Linked DNA regions of Homo sapiens: region 1 is linked to region 2. The links are chromatin loops, found by intact Hi-C in ENCODE. Cell type or tissue: endothelial cell of umbilical vein. All regions are shown on one strand. Each heading gives the region's core, and the rest is flanking DNA. Links, peaks and the distances in the headings are about the cores only.

Region 1 (11,965 bases), core at 4,690-7,189, 66 kb before region 2:
AGATCTCCATGTGGTCTCTTATGCTCCGGGGCCTTCCTCTCCACCTAGCCTCTCTCTCCAGCTGAATAGCCTGGGCTTTTTCATGTGGTGTCTCAGAATAGTAAGAGTTAAAGTAGAAGCTACCAGATCTCTTAAGGCCTGAGTGTGGAAATCCCAGAACATCCCTTCTGCATCATTCAAAAGCTGGCTTAGTGTAAGGCTCAAGATCAACCCAGATTCAAGAGGTACGGAAATAGACTCCCCCTGTTGATGGGAGAAGCGGCACGAATATGCAGACTTAAGAGAAGTTGTGGCCTGTTATCTCTGTAGATAATCTACCACAGACCCTGTAGTTCGGACCACTGATAGCTGCTGTTCTCTGCAGCCATGCTGATATGCAATGTAACCTTTGAATTCTTGCTTTTCTCAATCTCAGTTTCTCTCCTCACCAGACGAACTACGTGATATGGCTTAGCTAACCCTTGCTCACTCAAGACGTGGCCTGGGACATTCCCTGGTATACACACTCATGACACCAGTCACCATTCATGTGATGGAAGGGGAGCTTAAAGCTTATGCCTTTCAAAGACATCCAGGCCACTTCCTAAGAGAACTGTGCTGGGGAGTAATTTCTACTCCCTCTCCTTATCTCCAGCCTGATCTTCAGTCTAGGTCAAACATTCTTATGGACATGGCTCATTGGGTCTTACCCAAACTTACTCTCCCAACTCAGAGTTTAAGTGCCCTTAAACACTGAGCTGTATGTCCCTGCCCTGTTCCAAGATCTATGGTGTCAGCCTGCACTACCTGTCCTTTCCCTAACATCTATCTCTTGGTTAAAATGCCAGCATTGCATGTTGCATGGGATGGAGAATGGGAAATGGCAACTGATTAGAATGCATGGGTTCAGCCCCACCTTGACACTGATCCTTTGTCCCCGTCCCCCTCCCCATAACCTTAGGCCATATTCCAAGAGATGATCTTTGTTCTCTATTGAGAAGGGCTGTAATTGACACACCTCCTAGGATGCTTTTCTATATCTCCAAATGGGTAAAAGGTCACATCACATATTTTATATGCACCTTCAGGCTTTGGTGGAACATTGTGATTGGATGAGGATTACAGGAAAATAAAAATCAGCATGGCATCAAGGAAAACACAACTAAATATTGTCTGAAAATAAAATGCCTAATCTGCATTTGGAAACAAACCTACACTGCGTATCAATTTCACACGCTTAATCTATACTATTTCACATGGCACTGTGGTTCTTAAGCGTCATGGACCATGTTTGTTAGAAATATAAGGAAAGGGGGATAAACTATTTTCCCAGAAAAATGCACAAGTGGATAACATTTCGCATTCATTTCAGGACATTTCCTATCCCCTGAGTTTCATCCGTGAATTTCTTATAAAGAATTTTAGATGAAATGGGAGGTGGCCTTTTGGAAAATCTCATTTAAATGGAGATCAATTTAGAGTAATTTTATCGAGAATTATATGGTCAGGACACGTGCATCCTCCTTAAGCATTCCATTTTAATTATTGTCTCATGTGGATCTTATTACGTAGGTGACCTTCTGCCCTTTGGTCATCTCCACCTTTCTTTCGAAAGATCTGATGGAAGTACTCTTAATAACCACGTAAGCTTTCAAGGCAGTGCCCCTTCCTTGGAGAAGGAAAAAGCTTTCTTAATCTATGCCTCACATGAAGTACAGTGCTGAGTTTTGTAAGAGGAGGATCGTACCCTGAAGGGTTTTGGTGACAATCCAATTTTCACATGAGCATCATAAACTGAAATTACCAGTTGCTATATATCCTGTCTATTCTCCTATTCTTCAAAGAGATACACAGTCCTCTAAGGAGACAGAAATAAATGCGCAAAAGGTCATGTGTAGTTTGGGCATTTCTGGGGCCAGGTACTAAGTCCATTTTGATGGGCAACGTCAGTGGATGCCTTGCTCTTAATGATTTACCATTTCTAAGGAGATCTAAGTAGAGTCATGAAATGTAACCTGACAGAATCTGAAAGTAATTAAGATTTCTTAAGATGTAGCCCAGCACCACATTTTGTGTATACAATTCAAGTACAATGCCCAGTTCAATACATATCCAATTGTTAAGGCAGCCTTCACATACCACGTTTTACTAATTTGTCTCATTTCTAAGTTATCGTGGGTTTGATCCTGACTATGAAGAGGAAAATAAGATAATGTAATAACACCCTGGGCAGGTAGAATGTCTTTTATCAGTGATCTCAAAACATCTCACAAGCATTAATTACTTCTGAAAACATGCTGCGAGGGAGATGGGGCTATGACCATCGTGCTGATGAGGAAGCAGATACTGGTTGGGCATTGGTAACTTATGATAAACCACAGGATCTTGACAAGGTCCGGATGAGAAAGGAGGAAAAATGGCCAACCCCGAGACACAGCCTTCAAGCTACTTCCTTGCCCAGGTTGGTTCATCAGCTGCCAGTCCACTCTGTTCTGGCTGCACCCATCCTCACCACTTCCTTTTTCCTTCTTATCTGATCATCTCTGGTCTCATCACCAGGCCCCTCTTTGAAGCAGATAGTGTTCAAACTGAACTTTATAAGCTGGGCTTCTTGCAAAGCAATAAAAAGAAATCAAGGGAGAACTAAGTATCACACGTTTCTCAGGCCCTCCAGAGGATTCATGTACAGCAGCCTGGGTTATAAATCTCAGACTCTATCAAACCCGCCTTGGCCCTTGAAGACTCAGTTTGGAATGCATTGTCCTTCCTGTGGTCACTTGTGATAAGATACTATCTGGCCCTATAGCATTCCAACACATTGGGTGAAGAGCAGCTAATTTTAGCCTTGTGTGTTGTACATCCCACAACATAAACTAGGTGAAGCACTGTTAAGAAAGTAACTGCTGATCATTGGGTATACATGCTATGGTTTGCTCTTTTTTTTCCTTTATCTTCATGAATCTTTTCATTTTCTGATCACACTCAGGAAAACACATTCAAGCCTCTGTGCAGGATTAACATCTGAGTCAGGATAAAGCTACGCCATGAACGCTCACAAAAGCCATCCTGTTAAAGAAAATTCTAGAAGCTCCTCAACATGTCATAGCCCCTCCAGTGGACAACACCCTCCTCTCTGCTATTAATATATAAATTTTGTGATAAAACAAAAAATATATGTCATTCTGAATATTTCTGCTTTCCTCTCTTCTCCTCTGCCTTCTTCAAAATAGGCAACACATAAGAGATGAAGTTTTAAACAGTGATAGCCACTGTAGAATGAAGTATGGACTACAAAATAAAATCATGATAAGTTCGTTCCATGCCACGTCACTAGAGAGGAAGGTTATACACAACTAGGGAAAAAAATCTTTTTTTTCCATTGACCCACTCAAAACAAGCTATGACTTCACCAGGGCTGGATATCTGGTGAGTTCCACTAGAATATCATGCTCTGGAATTTAGGAATTAGAGGAAGGGGCCAGAGGAAATTTTAAAATAGACCTAGAGGGTGGTGAGGCCTGGTTCACAGATCTGCTGCGCTGTGTAACCCACAGCCCTCTGGGAACTGTAGCAGTGATGTGTTTTACTTTTCTATTTTGAGCCTGTGACTCACATTACAAATATTGACTTCTATTTCTCTATTAGCATCAGATTTTTTCTTGAATCCTCCAAATTGACTTTGACTATAACTTTGGTTAATATTAAACCTCTTGGGTCAACACATTTTTATAGCTGTGAGCTGCTGCAACCACATGGAGTAGGGATTGGCAAAGAAGCAGTGCAACCAGGATCAGGACACGGAGAGGCTCTTTCCAGGCCTCCCTCCCCCGGCCCTGGACTACCCCGCATACTCCTGCCAGATTCATCTTCCCAAAGCACCAGTGGCATCATGGTTTCCTGGGTAAAAGCCTTCCATTTGGTACCCCTTTGCCAACTGAGGAAGATTTGAATTCCACACCCAAGCACTCCAGGATATGGAAAGGCTTCGCTCTCACAGACCCCAAGGACTTCACCCAAACAAATCACTTCCATACACATACATCATTTCTCCTTTGCCTTAATACTCCAAGCACTTTGGGCCTTTCTTTTGATACATAAGTCACACATGAGAGTATGTAAATTCTCACTCAGCTTCTCCTGCTGTCTCCACCATAGGCCCTGATATACTCACCTTTGTTCCCTCTAAACACCTAGCACCAGAGCCAGGCACCCAGGAGATAATGAATAAACCTTTGCTGAGCTGAATTCTGTTTCAAAGTTTATCTATTTCCTTTAAGCACATGATTAATAGTGACATGAAGTAATCAAAATAGCTGCACTGCAAGGTGGTTGGAGCAAGATGTCTCAGGGAAAATGGAATGATTTTTGCTAATACCCAGCTAAAAACAAAAAACACACATATTAGTATTATTTTTCACCATATCTGGGATAGAAAAATAAATCACAGCCAGAGTTGTAGTAAGCATGAAAATATAAATTATAATACAATAAAAGTAGAAACCCACAGAGAACACAGCATCCTAACCACCCTTTTACCATGAAGTCTTTTTGAGGATACACTAAACAGAGCATGAGATGTATTTTTCACTCACTTCTACATATTTTCTAGTGTGTGATTGTTAAAGAGAAAACAATGGAAAGTCAGGAAGAGGATGCAGAAAGCAGGAAGAACTGGAGAAAAATTAAAAAGGGAGAGGAATCTAAAAACCAGGTATCTCACAAAACAGAAAAAGAATCCTTGACAACATAAAGTGGATTTGACCTCTCTTTTACGGAACTGAAAGCAACCAGATAAAGTCCAATCCCTTTGTTTGCAGCTGAGAAAACGGAGTGGGGTGGAGGGCCAGGGGGCTAAATTATTTCATTTCCTCAGGGTACAAATACTGTAACTGAAGGCAGACATTTTGGTCATTACGGTTGGAAATACTAAGCAGGTTAAAAAATCAAATGGAGCCCAGGTGCTGCTGATAGAGTCCTTCCAGTTGACAAGTGTTTTATCGTGTCCCTACTCAATACCAGATCCTGAGGATACAGGAGGGAATTCTTGATTTAATCAAAATAAATTCAAGAGTTTAGATATGCCCTTTTTATTCTAGGGGACTGAAAAAAAAGACTGAATTATTCTAAAAGTTGGTTCATATGTAGCATTCTCAGCCATGTTAGGCAAGTCTTCTAATTTTCCACAGGTTTGATAAATGCCTTTAGCTCATATATTATTGCCTAGGCTCAATCATTGATTGGCATTTGCTTTCCTGATCTGTGATTCATCTTTGTGGTATTTCCAATCAATTGCTGATATATTGGTCTCTTTGGCAATGTAGGCCAAGGTGTGAGTGCAGTTGCAGGTGGGCTTCTGTGCCCACTGACCCATCTCTCATCCACTCTCTAGTGTTTCTGCAATAAACATAGTTGACCCATATGCATTTTGGGCCTTTCATCAGCTGCTTTTTTTTTTTTAATCAACTTTGCTTTTTCAAAACACAAATACTCATTTGGTTTCAGAAATATCAAGGAAGCAGTAGGCTATTTTGTCAAATATTTTGTCAAATCAACCTTTCTAGAAAGTCTATGAGTGATTTGTGAGTTTTCTCATGGTTTGTAATAATGGACAAACAGGGAGCATATGTTTCCATTTGATCATATCCCTGTGGATGCTGAAAGTCCATATTTTCCTGTTGCTAAAACTTAATGGAAACAAAACTAAATAAAAAAAATCCCTCAAAAGGAAAGTAGCAACACTTCTCTTATGACTCATTTTCAATGTCAATAGAAAGATTTGTTTCCTCTGAAGGAGCACTTCAAAAAGGAAAAAACAACTAAAAATTCTAAAGCAAAATAAAAATCCCACTACATATTTTATTATTGTAAAGCCAAGAGAAAAAGTGTCTGTGGCCAAAATATTTTTTTTCATTCAGTTGTACATTCTCACTCTTTCCTCCTTTCAAAGCAAACAACTGGCCCATCTTCACCTTCCCATATAGGCAGGTGTAATAATACATTTGTGATAAAACAAAAATTGAATATTCACTGAAGTTTGTTAGGAATCAAGTCTGAGGTGAGGTTACCTTGCTCCAGACATTCAATGATAGGCATATCAACTTAATATCTGACTGTGTCAACTTCCCTGTGCAGTTTTTATCAGTTTTAAATAATATTGACAGCCACAACAACAAAAACAGCTAAGAGTAGTGAGAGATTGCTAAGTCTCAAGCACTATAGAAGCAGGCCAGATTTAGAGGTAAAACAATAAAGTTTGAATTCTTACGAAACAAACTCCTATGCCCAGCACTTTGGATTTGAATTGACTTTGCTTCTCAGAGCTCAGGAGAGAAAGATGGAAGGAGATGAGTTCAGGAAGTCATGATGACCAACTCTGAAGTCTACTGAAAAGGTCAGGCAAAAAGTAATACAGAAGAGGGGGACACTCCCTCTGGGTGTCACCCCTCACCATTGCACCCCAGTACAAGGCATGTGCCTGGCATTTAGTGTGTTCAGTAGGCATTTTCTGCATGGGAGGAAGGCCTGCATCCCAAAGGGATTTCTGGAACATTCACAACCTCTGCTCCTAATGGCACATGGCCCCCAGGACAAAAGAAAGAGAGAGAAGATACAGGCTAAATTGGAGAACTATTATGAGCACTTCTGCTTAATCTGATTCTGCTTGGGAATATTGAAGAGTTGGAAGCTGTTGAAGACCAAATTGGGCAGATGGGAGTGCCTGCCTCCCTCTGGGCTCAGGATTTCTATCCTCTAATGCCTGCGGTTTCAAGGCTGTCACAAAGCCTTGACAACTTCTCACTTTCAAACACTAAATGGGCACGATTAGCCTGTGATCTATGTAGGATTAAATGCTCAGCTTCCCTTTCCTGATTTCTTCCAGCTCACGAGACCCGCAGGCCAAAAATACACTCTCCCTGCTGCCCACAAGGCCGCAGAGCCCCGTCATAGTTCCTGCCCTCTGAGTGTCCTTCCCGTTTTCGACCCCTTTTGCTATCACAAGCTTCTTTCCTGTTGTGCAGTCTAATTTACCAGTTAGTACAGGCAAAATGTCCAGCAAAAAGCTGTGTCCCTGGGCTTTGTGCGTGCTCTGTCCCTATCCTTAAGTTTCCATCTCACATGTTAACTGGACTCCCTGACTTATTTTGCCCCTTCTGCGCCCTGTACCTTATTGCTCAACAGAAGACATAGCTTCAGGCTTCCCAAGATCATTACTGTGCTGGCCATGGACTAAAGTGTCCCTTAAATCAAGCTGTTTCCCACTTATCATCACACGCACACCTCATCTAACAAGACTATGACCATCCAGCATGTCATTTCCAGGTCCAACTTCCAGGCAGTGACCATTGATGGTAATTGCTCTTATAAGAGCATCTGTGCTAATGTGATATTTGTCTTTGAGGCAACTTTGCCTTAACTAGGTGGGAAAGCACACATTTTCAAAAGTTATTCAAGACCTAGTGTAATAGTTTAGATTTTGGCACAGTGAAAAGTCAGGGGCCAAGGGTTATTGGAATGCCTCTCAACCATACCAGCAGGTAAGTGTTAGTGTTTTAAACTCTGATTATGTTTCCCGCAGCCTCAGCCTTTACTGCTGCCTCTCTGCACTTAGAAGCCTGTCCTCTCTGTGGCCCTCAGTGAGGACTTGATAAACCATTGACCTCAATTATTAAGTGTGGTGCAGAAACAATATTAAACCTGACTCTTGGTTCCCTGTTGAGCTATCATGTGTCTTTCAGCAACTTGGCAGGAACCTTTTTCTCACCCCATGTCCTTCCTATTACCCTGCAGCATGTCCTGAACCCTCCAAAGCAACCCCAGAAACTCAACTCTGGCTTCTCAAGAATGAAATTGTTGGACACCTGTGCTGGTAATTTTGCAGGTCAGCACTCAATCAACAGGCTCCTTCCTGCCCTAGCGTCCTGATGGTCACCTGGGGTCATGAGGGCTACTCTTTCTATCACTAATCACTGCTGATTCCTGGGAAGCAGAGTTGAGCCTACCAAAAAGGAAGTTGAGTCATCCGCAAGCAAAGAGTTGCTTTTGTGTTTTGCTTTGTTTTAAAAATCTGAGTCTTATAGGAGTCTGGATAGGGGTTTGGAAGGGTCTTCCTCCCTCCAGGTCAGCACAGTCTGCAATTTCTAGGACAGCTGATTGCTGCATCATTAACCAAAAGAAACCCAGATACTCCATTGACTATTAAAATAATTAAAAGAGCAGATTATATATATTTACCAAACACATTGTGACATGAACATCTTCTGTATCATTTAATTCTCACAGCAATCCAATGAAGCAGGTACTGTTATTATTTGCCATTCTAGAGATGAGGAATGAAGTAAAAAGTCAGTGATGTGCTGGTAAATCTCACAGCTCACTCCACAGGCCAAAAAGAAAGAAAGAGAGAGAGAGAAAGAGAAAGAGAGAGAGAGGGGAGAGAGGAAGGAAGATGGAAAGAAAAGAAAAGAAAAAAGAAAGAGAGAGAGAGAAAGAAAGAGAAAGAAAGAAAGAGGAAGGAAGGAAGGAGGGAGGGAGTGAGGGAAGGAAGGAAGGGAGGGAGAGAAAGAAAGAAAGAAAGAAAGAAAGAAAGAAAGAAAGAAAGAAAGAAAGAGAGAGAGAAAGAAAGAAAGAAAGAAAGAAAAAGAAAAGAAAAAAGAAAAGGAAAGAAACCCATCCAATGTGTAACATTTGCCAGCCAGTTTCTGAAGGGGGTAAATCTTCACTACATCATAGAAATTTTTTCGTTTTGTTTTGTTTTTGAGACGGAGTCTCACTTATTCTGTCTTCCTGATGGAGCCCAGTGGTGCGGTCTCGGCTCACTGCAACCTCCGCCTCCTGGGTTCAAGCAATTCTCCTGCCTCAGCCTTCTGTGTAGTTGGGACTACAGGTGCCTGCCACCATGCCCACTAATTTTTCCTTTTTGTATTTTTCGTAGAGACAGGGTTTTGCCATGTTGGTCAAGTTGGTCTGGAACTCCTGACCTCAAGTGATCTGCCTGCCTTGGCTTCCCAGAGTGCTAGAATTCCAGGCATGAGCCACCGTGCCCGGCCCGTCATAGATTTTAAACTACCAATGTGATGCTGGTGAACACAGAGTTGGGAGAGATGTGCAAAATCAGCTTTTTTGAGTTGGCTCCAGCACAACTCTCCAGACAGAGCAGTTGTTACTTCCTTCCTGTCATGGAGCATGTACCTGGTAGAGCTGAAGTTTAAATGCAGAGAAGACTGGCTCCAAATTCCATACTCTCAACCACTAACAAAGCACAGCTAGAGCCAACTACCAGGGCCCCCTCTGATCAGCAGGTTGTTTGGAATGCTTATTTTAAGTAATCAGTTAATTTCACAGATAATCACAATGGTATTTGTTGGCAGAGATGAAATGACAACATGTCTCGATCATTTTTGTCTTTCCTGCATCTGAGATAGTACCAGCATGTTTTAGGCACTCACACATGTTATCAGAATTTTACCAAGTTTAATAGGCTGTCATTAAAAGGATGTGGGATGTTCTTTGGTTAAGTCCTTAGAGGATTGAGGATTAGTATTCTGGAGATGGGGCAGGTGAGAGTGCGGATGGGGGGAGCTACATGTCGGAGTGCAGAGACTGGCAGAGCGGGGTGGGGCACGAGGCCCTTGGAGTAGACTTTTCCCACTTGCCTTTTTCCCTAGGCTGACCCTGCTGCTCAGAACTCTGAGTGGAGCATGGTTGGGGACACCCTACCTGCTGAGACTTATTTGTCTTCTTTGCTGCATTAGGCCGCTGATGAGTCACTCTTCTCTGGCTTTCAAGTAACAGGTGGAGACAGAAGAGGCAGGGCCCTCCTCGCAGATCAATGCTGGCAGCTGCCTGAGGTATGAAGCTGGAATGTGTGACGTCTCCCAGTTTTGCTTCCAGATCAAGGGATGAGTCCACAATTTCACAGCCTTCAAAGTGAAAACTGCAAGGCTCTGCTACATGGTATCAATTTGGCTGACCTGAGAAATAGCGAGGGGTGGTTGGGGTGCCCCTGCAATATGCCAACGTAGAAACTAGTTAAGGCATAAGCTATGATTGGCCGAAAATCCTTATATGATCCCTGGTGAAGACAAACCTTCATCTGGGCCAGACAGACACAGCACATTTGCACACATGACCCTATTTGATCCTCACTAAAACCACGAGTAGACTGTTGTTATCCCCATTTGTCAAAGGAAGAAACCCTTCAGCATATCCTTCTGGCCTGGCAGGAAGTTCCCAGTCCACTCAGATGCTGAACGGAAAAGACTCTAGAGAAGTGACTGCATGCAGAGGTGTGGACAGGATGAAGCGAAGCAACAGGGGGCTAAGCCACCAGGGGCTAGCAACAGCGGGAGCCTGTACCATCCCCAGGCTTAGAGCAGAGGGGAAGGGTCAATGCCAGCAGAACCCAGAAAGAGCTGCGGCCACGGGAGGGAGGCCACTGACTGGGGTCATGGCCATTAGCGAAGGTGTGATCACTGTCAACACCAGAACTGACCCGAAGGAATGTGGAGACAAACACTCCAACTTCTCTCTCACATCACGGAAGCTAGGAGGCACAGGAAGTGGGTCCCAAGGGTCAGCCTCCTGGGCACAGAGCAGGACAAAGAAGGGCAGAGGATGCATCTGGGGGGACACATGGAGAACGACCAGCATGTGAAATAACTTCTCTAGGCTAGCAGAGGGAGTGTCTGCTGGCAAGACCAGAGAGGGAACACAAGCGTCCTGTTGCAAAAGAGAGAGCCAGGAGACAGGGTCCAGAGCCCAAGAGTCCACGTGGCTTTGACCAAGCCACTTCAGTTCCCTTGGTCTCAGTTTTCACCTCTAAAACGGAACACCAGACTTAATTAACCATAAGACATTGCCACTTGAATAGTCATAGTTCTTCATTCTCCCCCAGATGATACTCTTTGCCTCACACCTTGCTGAAATTGGAATTAATTTCCCTCTTCTCTTCTTTTCTCTCTTTGGACATAAAATGCTTAGGGCATATTACACATGAAACAACAAAGGACACCACAAAAGGCGAGTATTTCTCAGTCACCATTTGTCAGCCCAATGAGCAGGACTCATGAGACATGGAGAATTCCTGGTTACTCAAGGCAGCAGCAGGAGTTACTATTGCTTGGCTGGGAGTCCTGCCACACAGCCCTGGCCTCAGTGTTTACTGCAGGGCATGGGGGCTTTAGAGAGGATGGGGGGCTGGCTACCCAAACAGTGTTGGTGGGAGAATGGGGGAAGAAGCTAGATGTATAAACATACACATACATATGCACACACACACACACACACACACACACACACAGGGCCACACACAATCTATGCAACTTTTCTGGACATATTTTTAGGATGATCGGTGTGTGCCACATTGCGATTCACTAATACTATACAACAAACAGAGGCGGCATGGAAGACTTGAGGAGTGCCAAAACTCTTGAAGTTTTTTGTCTTTTTCAGCCATCAGGCAACCTATTTCACAATGAACTAATTCAGGGAGATGGAAAAGGCTGGAAAAACTTGTATATGCAGTAGAAGTTCAGCCTATTCATGTCCTAAAATGGAATCATTCATAACTGAGAATTTATGTAAACGACACAAAATAATGATTCTGGGCCTGGAATGCGGTTGGACACCCAGCCTTCTGGATTATTCTTTTGCTATTTAACTCTCCTTTCAAAGGCAAGACAGCTGACATTTTTACAATCATTGTACTATAAAAGGAACAGTTGAAAAACGAATGTCCAGTGAACAAACACATGTCCGTATGTGGGTTATCTACCCACATCTCTGAGTATTCCAGCTAGCAGGGCCCATCATACCCTTTTGGGTCACCTGAGGTCATCTGCAGTAGTTCTCAACACACAGATGGTCTCCTGTGTCTCTCTGCCTGAGGTTGCTCTCTGGCCACAGGACTGTGCTTGACCCATGTGCCAAGGCATTGGTGCCCTAGGAGCAACACGTAACTTCTGAGGTATGGAAATTAACATGGCAG
Region 2 (11,965 bases), core at 3,393-5,892:
CCTGATTTATTGCACCAGTTGCCTAACTAATCCCCCCAACTTTTGCTCACCCCTCTGATCCATTCTGTACCCATTCCCAAACAGGAAGGAAGCATTCTCCTCCCTACAGCTGACCCTTCCCTTGGTTTTCATTGTTTGCCATAGTTTTCTTCCCAAATATCCTCTTGGAAGCTGTGCCTGTCTGGGAAGGCATGTTTCTGTGTGGCCCCAGAGTACCCTGAGACCTAAGTGATGCTTTCAATATTGCCTCATTGATTATCTCTCCTTCTAGACTATGAGCTCTGAGAGGCTTCATAGGACACACCCAGTCTTTTATGTCTCTCCTCACATCACACATAGGCTATAAATTTTTTAATCAAATTAGAAAAATCGCCTTAACAAAGGACTGATTTAACAAATAAAAATATAAATAAATAGGATAATAATAAATTACTGCCAATCATTCTCTGCCTCTTTGGACAATAAATGCTGTGGGAATTTTTGTGCAATTTATTCATTCACCGAACACACAGTTTTGAGTGACCTGTACGTGCTAATATTCAAGGTACTGGGGATTCAGTATTGAACCAAGAGACTAATGAGTAAGGTAGGTGATATGGTTTGGCTGTATCCTCACCCAAATCTCATCTTGAATTGTAGCCCTATAATCCCCATGTGTTGTGGGGTGGGGAGGACCTGATGGGAGGTAACTACATCATGGGGGCAGGTCTTTTCCATGCTGTTCTCATGATAGTCAATAAGTCTCATGAGATCTGATGGTTTTATAAAGGGCAGTTAGCCTGCACATGCCCTCTTGCCTGCTGCCATGTAAGATGTGCCTTTGCTCCTCCTTCACCTCCTGCCACAATTGTAAGGCCTCCCCAGCCATGTGGAACTGTGAGCCCATTAAACCTCTTTCTTTATAAATTACCCAGTCTTGGGTATGTCTTCATTAGCAGTGTGAGAATGGAATAATAAAGTAGGCAATACACAAATACATGCTAATAAACTGTGATAATTGTATGAAAAGAAAATGTCTTGAAGCACCTATGTAGCCAAGGAAAAATGCACACTATTTCTAGGAACAGCTCTGAGACCCTGGAGAGTGGAACTGGCCCTTGCATAAGTTTTAATATTTCCTTTTCCTTTAACTGAAGGCTTATGATAAAAATACCCTAAGGAATTTATTCTTTCTTTTTCCTCCACACACTGTTCTTAACCCTCTAGACTGACCATCCTCATGGGATGAGGAATACCCCTCTCCCCTGAAATCTGGGGTAAACCTGTCCTGCTTCACAGGCTGTTTTCTTTATCTGGATCCATCGTGGCATTCCATAAGCAAGCCTGCTTACTGATGACAACATGGTGCGGGAACAAAAGAGAGCTTCTTTTTGAAAAAGGCTTTTTCATGTCCCAGTTTTATTTCCATCTCCTTTATTCATCCCTCTGAAAGTGTTGCCACCTCCTTGGGCCAAGGGGGCCTCATTGGGTTGGCCTGGTTTTCTTGAGATCCATGACAGAGCTCCTTCTCTTTGGGGTTGGGGTGGGATTTGTGCTCCCCAAGGCATCACCTGAGACCAATAATCAAGGAAACTACGATAGTGCTGTTCTTCTTCTTCCTTCCATGTTGTTTACTTCCACCCTAACTTCTTGGAATTAGTATGTATCTTTCCAAGAAAGGAGAGGAAGAAAGTAATGAGAGAAAAGAACAACAACAACAACAAAAGAGGAAGCATACTTCAAATAGAAGGAGAATTGTAAATAGAAAGGATGGTGGGGCGTGGTGGCTCACACCTGTAATTCCAGCACTTTGGGAGGCCAAAGTGGGTGTATCACCTGAGGTCAGGAGTTCGAGACCAGCCTGGCCAATATGGTGAAACCCCGTCTCTACTGAAAATATAAAAATTAGCCAGGCATGGTGGCAGGTGCCTGTAATCCCAGCTACTCGGGAGGCTGAGCAGGATAATCACTTGAACCAGGAGGCGGAGGTTGCAGTGAGCCAAGATCGTGCCATTGCACTCTAGCCTGAGTGACAAAAGTGAAAATCTGTCTAAAAAAAAAAAAAAAAAGATGATTTTTCACTGTCCTTTTAATGAAAAGGAATAAATTAAAATGGGTGCTGAAGTGAAAGATATCACCACCCCATCTTGCCCCAAAGATCACTAGATTTAATAAATGTTTATTGAGCAACTGCTATGTTCCAGGCATTGTGCACAAGTTCTGTAGTGCACAAAGAATGTTGTAATTACTAAACAAACACATTCCATGAACTTGGGAGGGGGTTATCAGCATGCATGTTCCATGTTTTCCATCATTGGTGTAGGCCAGTGGTTCTCAACCTTGGCAGCATATTAAAGTCACAAGGAAATAACTTTTTTAGTAGCAATGCTAGGCTCTAACCTCAGATATTCTGACTTACTGATTTAGCATGAAACCAAGACATCATTAAGTTTTTTGTTTTTGTTTTTTGTTTTTGAGACAGAGTCTTGCTCTGTTACCCAGGCCGGAGTGCAGTGGCATGATCTCGGCTCACTGCAACCTCTGCCTCCCAGGTTCAAGCAATTCTCCTGCCTCAGCCTCCTCAATAACTGGAATTACAGGCACATGCCACCACACCCGGCTAATTTTTGTATTTTTAGTAGAGACAGGGTTTTGCCATGTTGGCCAGGGTGGTCTCGAACTCCTGACCTCAAGTGATCCACCTGCCTTGGCCTTCCAAAGTGCTGGGATTACAGGTTTGAGCCACCGCACCTGGCCCAGAGATTGCCAAATTTTTAAAAGGTGGTTTTAATGCAGAGCCAGGGCTGAGAACCATTGGCCCAGGCAATAGGTAAGGAAGGTGGTCTGATCATTCTGAAAAGGAACCAGACTAGATATTCCAAAGTCCAAGAAAGAATCTCTCTTCCTATACTCAATTTCCGTTCTGGACAACACGCTGACTTAGAGCCTTTGGAGGAATTGCTTTCTTTCCCAGCTCCTCTCTCCCAAGCACTGATCTCTACTCCCAATATCTCCCTACATTGAATTCCTCTTGTGGGTGCAATGCTTGGACTGCACTCTCTGTTTAATAATGGGGTTCTCCCATTGGCTACATCCCAACCAATATTCCTGCTCTTTTTCTCCAAGCCCCTCCCCTCACAAATAATATATATCCAGAACAGGTTGAAATCTCAGTGTTTGTTGGTAATCTATAATCTATATAATTACATTACTCAGCTACCAAACCTACTCCTGTAAAAAAGTAAGAGATATGTTTTTCCTGAGCCAGAAAGGTGGGACCCTGACACTCCCTCACAGTTACACCTTGGGTTGGGAAGGAGCCTTTATTTGCATGACAATTCCTCCACAAAGAATATCCACACCTCCTTTTCTGAGCCTTCCTTCCTGGCTGAGCTGGTGCTCATCAGGAAACAAAATCTCATCCTAGCCAATGGAACAGGCAGTGCCTTCAAAGTAGGCCAAAGAATTTGGAGCTTGTCTAACCAGAAATTCTTACCCACTCCCAAAAAATGCATATCCTGTTCCTCCAAAGGATGGTAATTAGCACCTGCTTCCACCACTGAGCTCCTGTGGGATCTGGCCAGTTGCTCTCACAGCTCCTCTGGTCTCTCTTGGCTCCCTAATGAACCACATCAGTCACATGATGTGCCACCTAATCTAGTAGAGAGGGTGTTGCAGGACTCTGTTAACTTAGGTGTGACTGCCTTAACAAAATCATTAGAGAGTACATAAGAAAGGATGCGGCTAGAACATAGCTAGGGATATCCAATTAATTTGACAGCCACAAGTTCCTTCCCAGAAAGATTATAACATCATAGAATACTGAAGCTTGGAGAGGACCTTAGAAATGATCTGATCCAGATGTTAACATTTTAGGACTCCTGGCTTCTGATTAGATCTGTCCAAAGCAATGGACCTTCTTCCCAGAAAAATATGTGTACACACAAAGTTTTTTTCACAGCTTCAGGAGGTTGGACTACAAATACCATTGATTGGGCTTATGAGCCCCCTGTAGAAGAAGGCTGATACAGTCTAACCCCCTCCCCACCACCCCAGTACACTTATACACATTTTATAGGTGAGGACACTGCAGTCCAGAGAAGAATGAGGTTCTCCAAATGACTCATAGATTAGTAGCAGAAACGCAAGCTCCAAATTCCTGATTCTAGTCCCATAAGACTCAGCCAAGACCACTGTTCTAATACCTTCTTAGATGTTTTGGGACTGACTTTTTCAGGGACGATTGTCCTTTATCTGAGGATTCCCGTTGGACTTTTCTCTGTGTGCACGTTGTGTCTTATTGGCAAAATGGGCAATCATATTCCTTTTACTGGGCAGCCTCTTTCTTAGGAGAAATGACTTAATCTACTCAAAATATTTCCAAGCATAACGTCAAGGGGTTGGAGAGCCTGAGAACCATGTCTTCACCAGAGCACCACCTGGTGGAACATTGGAATAAATTCTATGTAAGCCCAGGGAAATGCCTAGGATGCAGGGAACAGCAGTTACCATTTCTTCCATTTTTGGTGCCAGGACAGTAGTTTTATCCGGATTTTTTGGCCTGAGTAGTTTTCAAAATATTACCGAATAAAACCAGATTCAAAGATTAAGTGACACCCTGTAAAACTCAAATTATTTCCGAACTCTTTATACAAAATTGATACTTTTGTTCCCCCCTTTTAACAACAGATACATCTAAAAGCAAGGGGAAAAAGTATTTCTCTGGGGTAATAAATTGCCAACTACATTTGTCAATTGGAAAGAACTTCAAGTGAGTGGAGTTTTCTTATACTGTCCCATTATCTAGAGGCAATGAAATTCTATTTCTATCTCTGCCATCTAGGGTGAATAATCCTGGGTAAATCATTTAATTGCTGTCATCTGTGGCTTAGAGATAATTGGAGGTGATGACCGTGACACTTACTAGCTGTATGACTTTGACACTCTAGTACTCAAACTTCCTGTGCCTCAGTTTCCTCTTCTCTAAAATAAGGAATACAATAATATCACACAACTATTAAGGTGGTCATGAGGACTTACTTACATGATGTGGGCTTTGTTGCAAGAGCTCTTCACAGTACCCGGGACATCTCAAGTGACAGATACATTTTTTCTGAAAACATTAGTTGTTGGGGAATTACCTGAGATATCCATGTGAAGCAACTGTGTAATCCTGGGTTCACACTACTTACTTAATATTTAGCTTACATTTATAAAGATTCAGTGGGAATGACTTAGTGGTGAGAACATAACCTCACACATTTCAACATCACATGTGATTTGGCATACTAATCAGACCTAGAAAAATCAGATGTTACTGAGGGCAGGAAACCAAGAGACTGTCAAGTTCACTTGCTTTCTTTATAGATAATGAAAGTGAGGTTCAGAAGCATGAAGGGATTGTTCAAGGACACACAGCTATGAGTGGTAGATCAGAACAGAAACCCAGGGTTCAAGCTTTTAGTTCAGTGTCCTATCAGGATGATTAAATGAAAGAAAGAAGGAAGGAAAGAAGGAAGGAAGGAAGGAAGGAAGGAAGGAAGGAAGGAAGTAAAGGAAAGAAAGAAGGGGCAAGGGAGGGATAGAGGAAGGAAGGGAGGGAGGGAGAGAGGAAGGGAGGGAGGGAGAGAGGAAGGAAGGGAGGGAGGGAGAGAGGAATGGAGGGAGGGAGAGAGGAAGGGAGGGAGGGAGAGAGGAAGGGAGGGAGGGAGAGAGGAAGGGAGTGAGGGAGGGAGGGAGGAAACACCGAAGAGTTAAATGCACAAAGCAGGCTTCTTATTAGTCAATTGAGCTGGGTCTGTAAGCTTCAAACACTGGGCATGACATCTCAGGCTTCATCCATGGGCTGAAAGGACCCAGTTTCCAAAGCCCCACCTCAGTAGCCATCAGTCACACTGTTTTCATCTGGAAAGCCTAGGCCAACACCCATCTCTGTGTGTGATCAGACCTCTCTGCCCAGGCAGTATCTGGGCTCCAGGACACATGGCACCGTTCCACCTGAGGGCTAGGACCTCCTCAGCAACCAGAAGCTTCACATTTCTGGGTTGGGAAAGCAGAAGACCAGACACTAAGTTGGCCATTGCCAGCATTAAGGAAGGAAGCTTTGCCAGGAAGTTCAAATGTCAGGGACCTAGTTCCTACAGACCCTCCCACACCCTGGGACAGACTTCAAAAATAATTCCTATCATCTTTTGATTTTGAAACATTTTCAGAAAAAAAAAATTGCATCATAATCAATTAAGACAGCTGTCTGTTTCCACTTTAACTTCTGCTCCACCACAATTCCCTTTGTGTTAGGTGTTGTTGAATGGGGGTGAGTGTTTGGGGGATGATATATAGAAGGGAAAGTTGAATTAGAGATGCATTTACTTATTATTTAGTGGAAACAGTTAAGCGGTTCATAGTCACATGTATAATGTGTAATGTTATCGTTTTCCACTGTAGTGTAGTAATGGCTTCCAGAAATACTCCTGTTGCCTGCTGTGTAAACTCATCCAGTGTCTTGACAAGAAGGTGCAATGTCCACCTTGTATCAGGGCATGAATAAGGCCTGTGGTACTTGACATGGCAGCTGTACAAGTGGTGGACAAGAAACAAGGCTCGAAGGTAGGACTCTGAAGCTAGTCTACAGTTTGTGAAGTTATAAGTGGAGCATTCAGTTCTTGTCAAAATGCAAGTTCTCTGCTATCAGAATACACAGAATTTCCCAACATATACAATCATAAATGCACCGTACAGTTTTTATGGGAAACAAGTGAAACAAAACATATCACAATTTCTGTGTTTGTAGGGCATGTTCTTGTTGCAGTACTAAAAACTAAAAGAAAAATGGGTGCGCTTGTGTATGAGGTGGGTTTTTGCATTTTACGCATTTCAGCCAATAAAAAATAGATTTTGATCAACCATGCTAGCCCAAAAACTAAATTATCTTTCTGTTTTCTATTAAAGATTATATATAAAATCCATTGTCATATCAAAAGGCAATCAAAGGGAATACAGCCAAACGTGTAGGAAAAAGTATAAAGCAGCTCATTAAAAAACATGGTGTAACTTTTTTGGTATTGAATAATGTTGAAGGACTTTCAACATTTAAACATTTGCAATTTCTGGTGATTTATTTTTTTTTAATTTTAGATAAATGTTTACTTCATTGCTACTTATAATAATATCTTCCTCTTCCTCTGGCCCCTGACTGTCATTTAAACTTCAGCCTTACAAAACCTGTATCTGCACCCTGAGTGGGGGCAAATAAAAAGAGGAAGGGTGGGAGAGACAGAGAAAAGAAAGGTAGAGACAGGAGGAGAGAAGAAATGTCCCACAGGACAGAGTCAGTCTCCATGGGATCAACCAGTTTGAATGTGACTTGACCTCTGAGTAAGATTTTTATCTCCCAGCAGACAAATGGCCATTTGCTATTTTTCTCTGACTCTGCTTTGCATCTCATTTTCCCTGCAGGAAAAGCAGGGAAGTCTGATTGGGAGTTCATTTTCTGATTCCAGTGCCTAGATATTTGAAGACATGAAGTAACGTCCATTTTGTTTGGTCTATGGGCTGGATAATCCATCAGTTACTTCTTTAATTGGCTTTCTTAGTGGTAAACACCCTCATTTTTCCCCATTGCCAGGCAAGAGTCTGTAGGATTTTGAGGCATCCCATGAGAAGAGTGGCAGCAAGATAAAAGAGATTCAGCTAGCAAAATAAAAAAGCAGGCTTTTAAAACTACGGATCTACAGTATATCAGGGAAAATATGCATTGACATTATCATGCTTCAGTTTCTATTGGCTTTGGTATGACAATCCATCTCTCAGATTTATTCTAAAGAATAATTTACTTAGTAGGTATTCTTGACATTATGAAATGTTCCTTCCTGAATTTCCTTGCGCTCCTTAAGATATTATTACCAATGGGAAAAACAGGGTGTACTTACATAATGAAAGTGTGCACCACCCATTCTATTCTACTCTGGCCAAACAGAATTGTATGTCTGAAAGCACATCTTGTGTCTGAAAGCACATGTCTATCGATGGGAACCTTGCCCAAATCACAGTGGCTTCACCTGGCTCCTTAGCTCAACTTGAATTTATTAACTAATTATGAAAAAAGATAACAGAAATTTTGATTCTACAAAGCAACCACCATGTCTGGAAGATAGACAAAGACACAATGAATGATTTGCTGATATTATATGAACATACATGACAAAATAACATTGTCTGCCTCAAGACTTTACGGGCACTTTGGATTACTGCAAGAAAAGGGCAGGTTTGCAGCTCAACACTGCAGCATGCAAAGGGTTAACACCACATGGCATTGGGCTGATGGAAGATTGTAGAGTGTGAGTAAGATTTTCAGATATGAGCAATCACAGGGTAAAGAAATATTCCCTAAGGTTGGGCAAAAGAACATGAAAGAAGATAAGAACTGTCATCCTTTGGCCTCGTGCCAGGAACTGAGACAGCTGCCATATGGAACTCTGAACCCACTCAGCGAAACTCGGTGTTGCTCTGAAGTTCTCTGAATATGAAAATAATGTCGCAGCTTGATGAAGAAAGGACAGAAAAGGCCTCCTCAGGGAATTCTTATTCCATGCCTGTGGTTTCTCTGGAAAAGACAATTCCATGCTTCATTATCTCCCTTAGTCATGGCCTACTTGACTGTAAGAAAGAAATCCATTCAAACTGGCAAAAGTAATGGAATAATATTCAGCAAAAGAATAAATAAAATATTGCTGTATGCAACTACATGGTGAATTCCACAAGCATCATGTTAAGTAAGAGATTCCGAAGACTAAATTATTCCAAACGAAAACTATAGGATTCCATTTATCCAATAATGCAAAACTAATCTACAGGGTAATAACTAAGGAGAGGCCATCATAGTTGTCTGGGTGGCATGGACAAGAGCTGGAGAAATAGAAATAGAGACTAGTATATGGCCCATCTTGAGAACAAGATGGCAGTTCTCAAAAAAGGGGGTTGTGAGTGAGGAAGGCAAGGCAAGGACTGTCTCCTGCTTTGTCAGATTTCTTTCCTGAGCAAAAGCAGGAAGTGGAGGTGGTGCCAAGTAGCACCTTTTGGCCCAAGGTGAAGAGCCTTTTTATCTGTACAAGCTCCTGCCACCATTGCCCCTTTCCTCTCATTTGTCAAACAAGTCTGAAGGAGCTCTTCTGTTTTACAGCCCACCAAATGCTGTGCTCTGAACAAAGGGAGTGGGTACCCTCAGATAATCTAACAATCCAGTTTGAAAAAAGAGAACACTAGAAAGTTTACAAACTGAAGCAAAATAAGTAGAATTTAACATTCCCTCCTGAGTGAGTAGCAGAATCAGTCTGAGAAAGTTATACCATATTGAAGGGTTACACTTCAGAGAGAGAGAAAGACACACACACTACACACACAGAGAGAGAGAGAAAAAGAGAGATTTATTGTGGCCCTAGAAACGACATTAATAATTCATAAATATTTCATAAGTTTTCACAGTAAATATAAACCATTTACATAGATGTATCTGCTCTTCACACATGCTTTAGAACTGGCAAGGAAGCATAAAAGACCCCATGAAGGTAAACAAAGGAAAAAATATTGGTATGATGAAGGAGAGTGGTAGAAGAAAGAGTAAGCTACCAGCTATAGAAGTACCTTGGTGGACCCAGTGACTAAAAGTGAAAGATATATCAATAATGTACAAATCTTCATAAACAATTGCACACATGCTCTGTTAGCAAATGAGCGTTCCACCAATATGCCCTCCCACATTATGGCTGTGAATAGATCTTCATAGTTGGGTGAGGAGTGGCAATTAGGAGTAGGGGATGGAGGGTAGAGGTCACAGTGGATTACTAAATTGTGGCTTAACGTTGAATTAAAAAAAACCCAGACCAATAGGCTAGACCCAGGCCCATGACATTCTGCATCTGCATGTCTTTTAAACCACTAGCAGGAAGATGCTGGGGTGTCAAGAGTGGACCCCTCAGGAGCCAAAAAGTTTTGGCAGCAGACAGCAGAAATCTCAGAACTACCGAAAAGTGTAAGACTTGAGAACAAATATTGCAACCAGTGTGCTGGGTTATTTGTTGGTTTGCTCTTAAATCCTTCCCCTGCCCTTCCTTTGCAAGCTCCATTTCCTGGACTCTCTTGCCAAGTGGCTTCTGGCTTGGTTTAGTCAACGAAAACCACTGGAGAGATTGGAGGACAGACAGAAGGAAGAAGCCAGGTTTTTATTCCTTTTCCTCTGTGTTTCAGGCATGGGCTCTGGCAGGGGCTGTGTCTCCAGCTTGGTTCCTGATCCCAACAGGAAACCTCTGCTATTAATGAGCTCCTATGGATGGCTCTGATTCTTGGGTTCTAATTACTCCAATTATTCCCTTTATCCCTCTTGTCCTACTAGCAGTAGTAGTGAATTCAAGCTGTTGCCTTATTGGCCTTTGGTTTTTTACTACCTTCAACACCACTGTATCTAGTTCCCCATATTAAATTCCTTCTACCTGAGTACCTGGAATGACCTCTGTGCTCCTGAGTGAACTTTGACTGATCCAACCAGAAAGCCCTTCTTCTGCTGGATAATTGTGTTTATTGGGCTATTCCCCCACAGGAATTTCCATTCGGAGTTATTGGAAGAAGGAGGCCATGGAGGATCGCATAGAATTCCACAGTAACTGTTTCTGTATTTTTAAAGAGAGTTAGACAGTACTAGGAAAGGCATCAAAGATCACTGGGTAAAGTGGCAGATGGGCTTGTGAGAGGAACAAAAGATTCTGGCTCCTACACTGGGAAGAGGGAAAGACACCTTACAATAGGCAACCTATGCTAGACACCATTGGGTACCAGAAGTATATGATTTTGTAAGGAGTGTAAAAGCAAGTGATGCAGGCAGGGAATAAAATGAACTGTGACTCAGAACACACTAGGGAAATGTGAGAATAGACTGTCTCAAACACAGGAACACAACAGAACTACATCAGCTTAGAGAGTCATTGCCTTGAGGTGGTTCATGAGAGAAGGCTGAGAATTTGAAGTCACTGTTACGAAGCTCTCCCAAACTGCTTATGTCCTTCCCATGGCTGCTACTTTAGCTCCTGCAGGTGGCAGAGCGCTTCCCAACCTGATTACAAATTGTCCATTACAGGAAGGAGAAGTCCTAAAATCAGGTCCAACCATCTCTTCATTTGTGATGTGTCTCCACTAGCCAGGCTAGTCCTAGGCCATCTTTCCCACAGATTCTCCATTTATCCTTTCCATCATCTGCTCTTTATTGTGGAAGAAGGAGGTTGATCCCATCAGGATGAATTTTCCAGCATCTCACATTATCTTGCTTCTGGATGGGTTTGGCCCATGGGAGCCACTACTAAGAGACCAGAGAGTGAGAGGAAGGAAAAAAATAATAGTATTTCTCCCCCACTTTTACCCCTTCTCCATTTTGGGCAGCACCCCTGCCATGGCTGCATTTTCTTGTTGGTTTCAGCTCTTTCTCGCAGTGGTTCTATCTTTCACCATGTGATCCCCGTCCTTAAGCACCAGTAAAACCACCTCTTTCCTCTGTCCTTCCAGCCAGGAGGTGGTAGAGGATTCTAACCTTTGCTAATTCCCGGGTTGCCTCTTGTACCTTGTGTGGCTTCCAGAGCTTCCATCATCTGAGTAACTAATTTCTTGTATTGTATTTTTTCTGTTTCAAATACTCAAGTGGTTTCTTATCCCTAGTTTGACTTTGACTGATACAGTAACACTATTTAGATGTTACAAAGGCCAGAGAGAATTAAGCCAAGTAAAGTAGTAACAGGCAACTACAGTTCTTGACCTCAGATCCAAAAAGCTAGGTTTATACATTTTCCCTGAAGTTGACTATATGGCTAATTTTCTTCCTTCAGTCCTCCAAGCCAGAAAGCATCAAAACAAGAAGTTATCAGAAAATTTTATAATATGAGGGTTTTCTCTTCCTATATCTGAGAATTAAAAGGATTAAAATCAATTTTTATTACTACTTCTCTAT

Evidence for each region. Peaks named below come from ENCODE experiments on the same cell type or tissue, not always from the same donor. Only the 100,000 strongest peaks of a DNase experiment are listed, where the experiment ranks them.
Region 1: a loop joins it to region 2, with 2.9 times the contacts of the local background. A loop is called at or near these places in 10 of 110 quality-filtered maps.

The regions. Positions count from the first base shown.
Region 1 is chr20:6,696,059-6,708,023 of GRCh38, reverse strand. No RefSeq gene overlaps it. Among named protein-coding and RNA genes, the nearest start is that of LINC01713, 34 kb to the left of the region's middle. RefSeq lists a silencer at 1,748-2,042 and enhancers at 1,748-2,042, 9,754-10,384, 9,250-10,449, 10,385-11,016. In endothelial cell of umbilical vein, for the core only: no CTCF peak of the experiment used is centred there; DNase peaks (open chromatin) are centred at 5,643 and 6,923; H3K27ac peaks cover 2,014 bases.
Region 2 is chr20:6,628,856-6,640,820 of GRCh38, reverse strand. No RefSeq gene overlaps it. Among named protein-coding and RNA genes, the nearest start is that of LINC01713, 100 kb to the left of the region's middle. RefSeq lists an enhancer at 3,057-3,570. In endothelial cell of umbilical vein, for the core only: a CTCF peak has its summit at 4,445 (motif pointing left); a DNase peak (open chromatin) is centred at 4,370.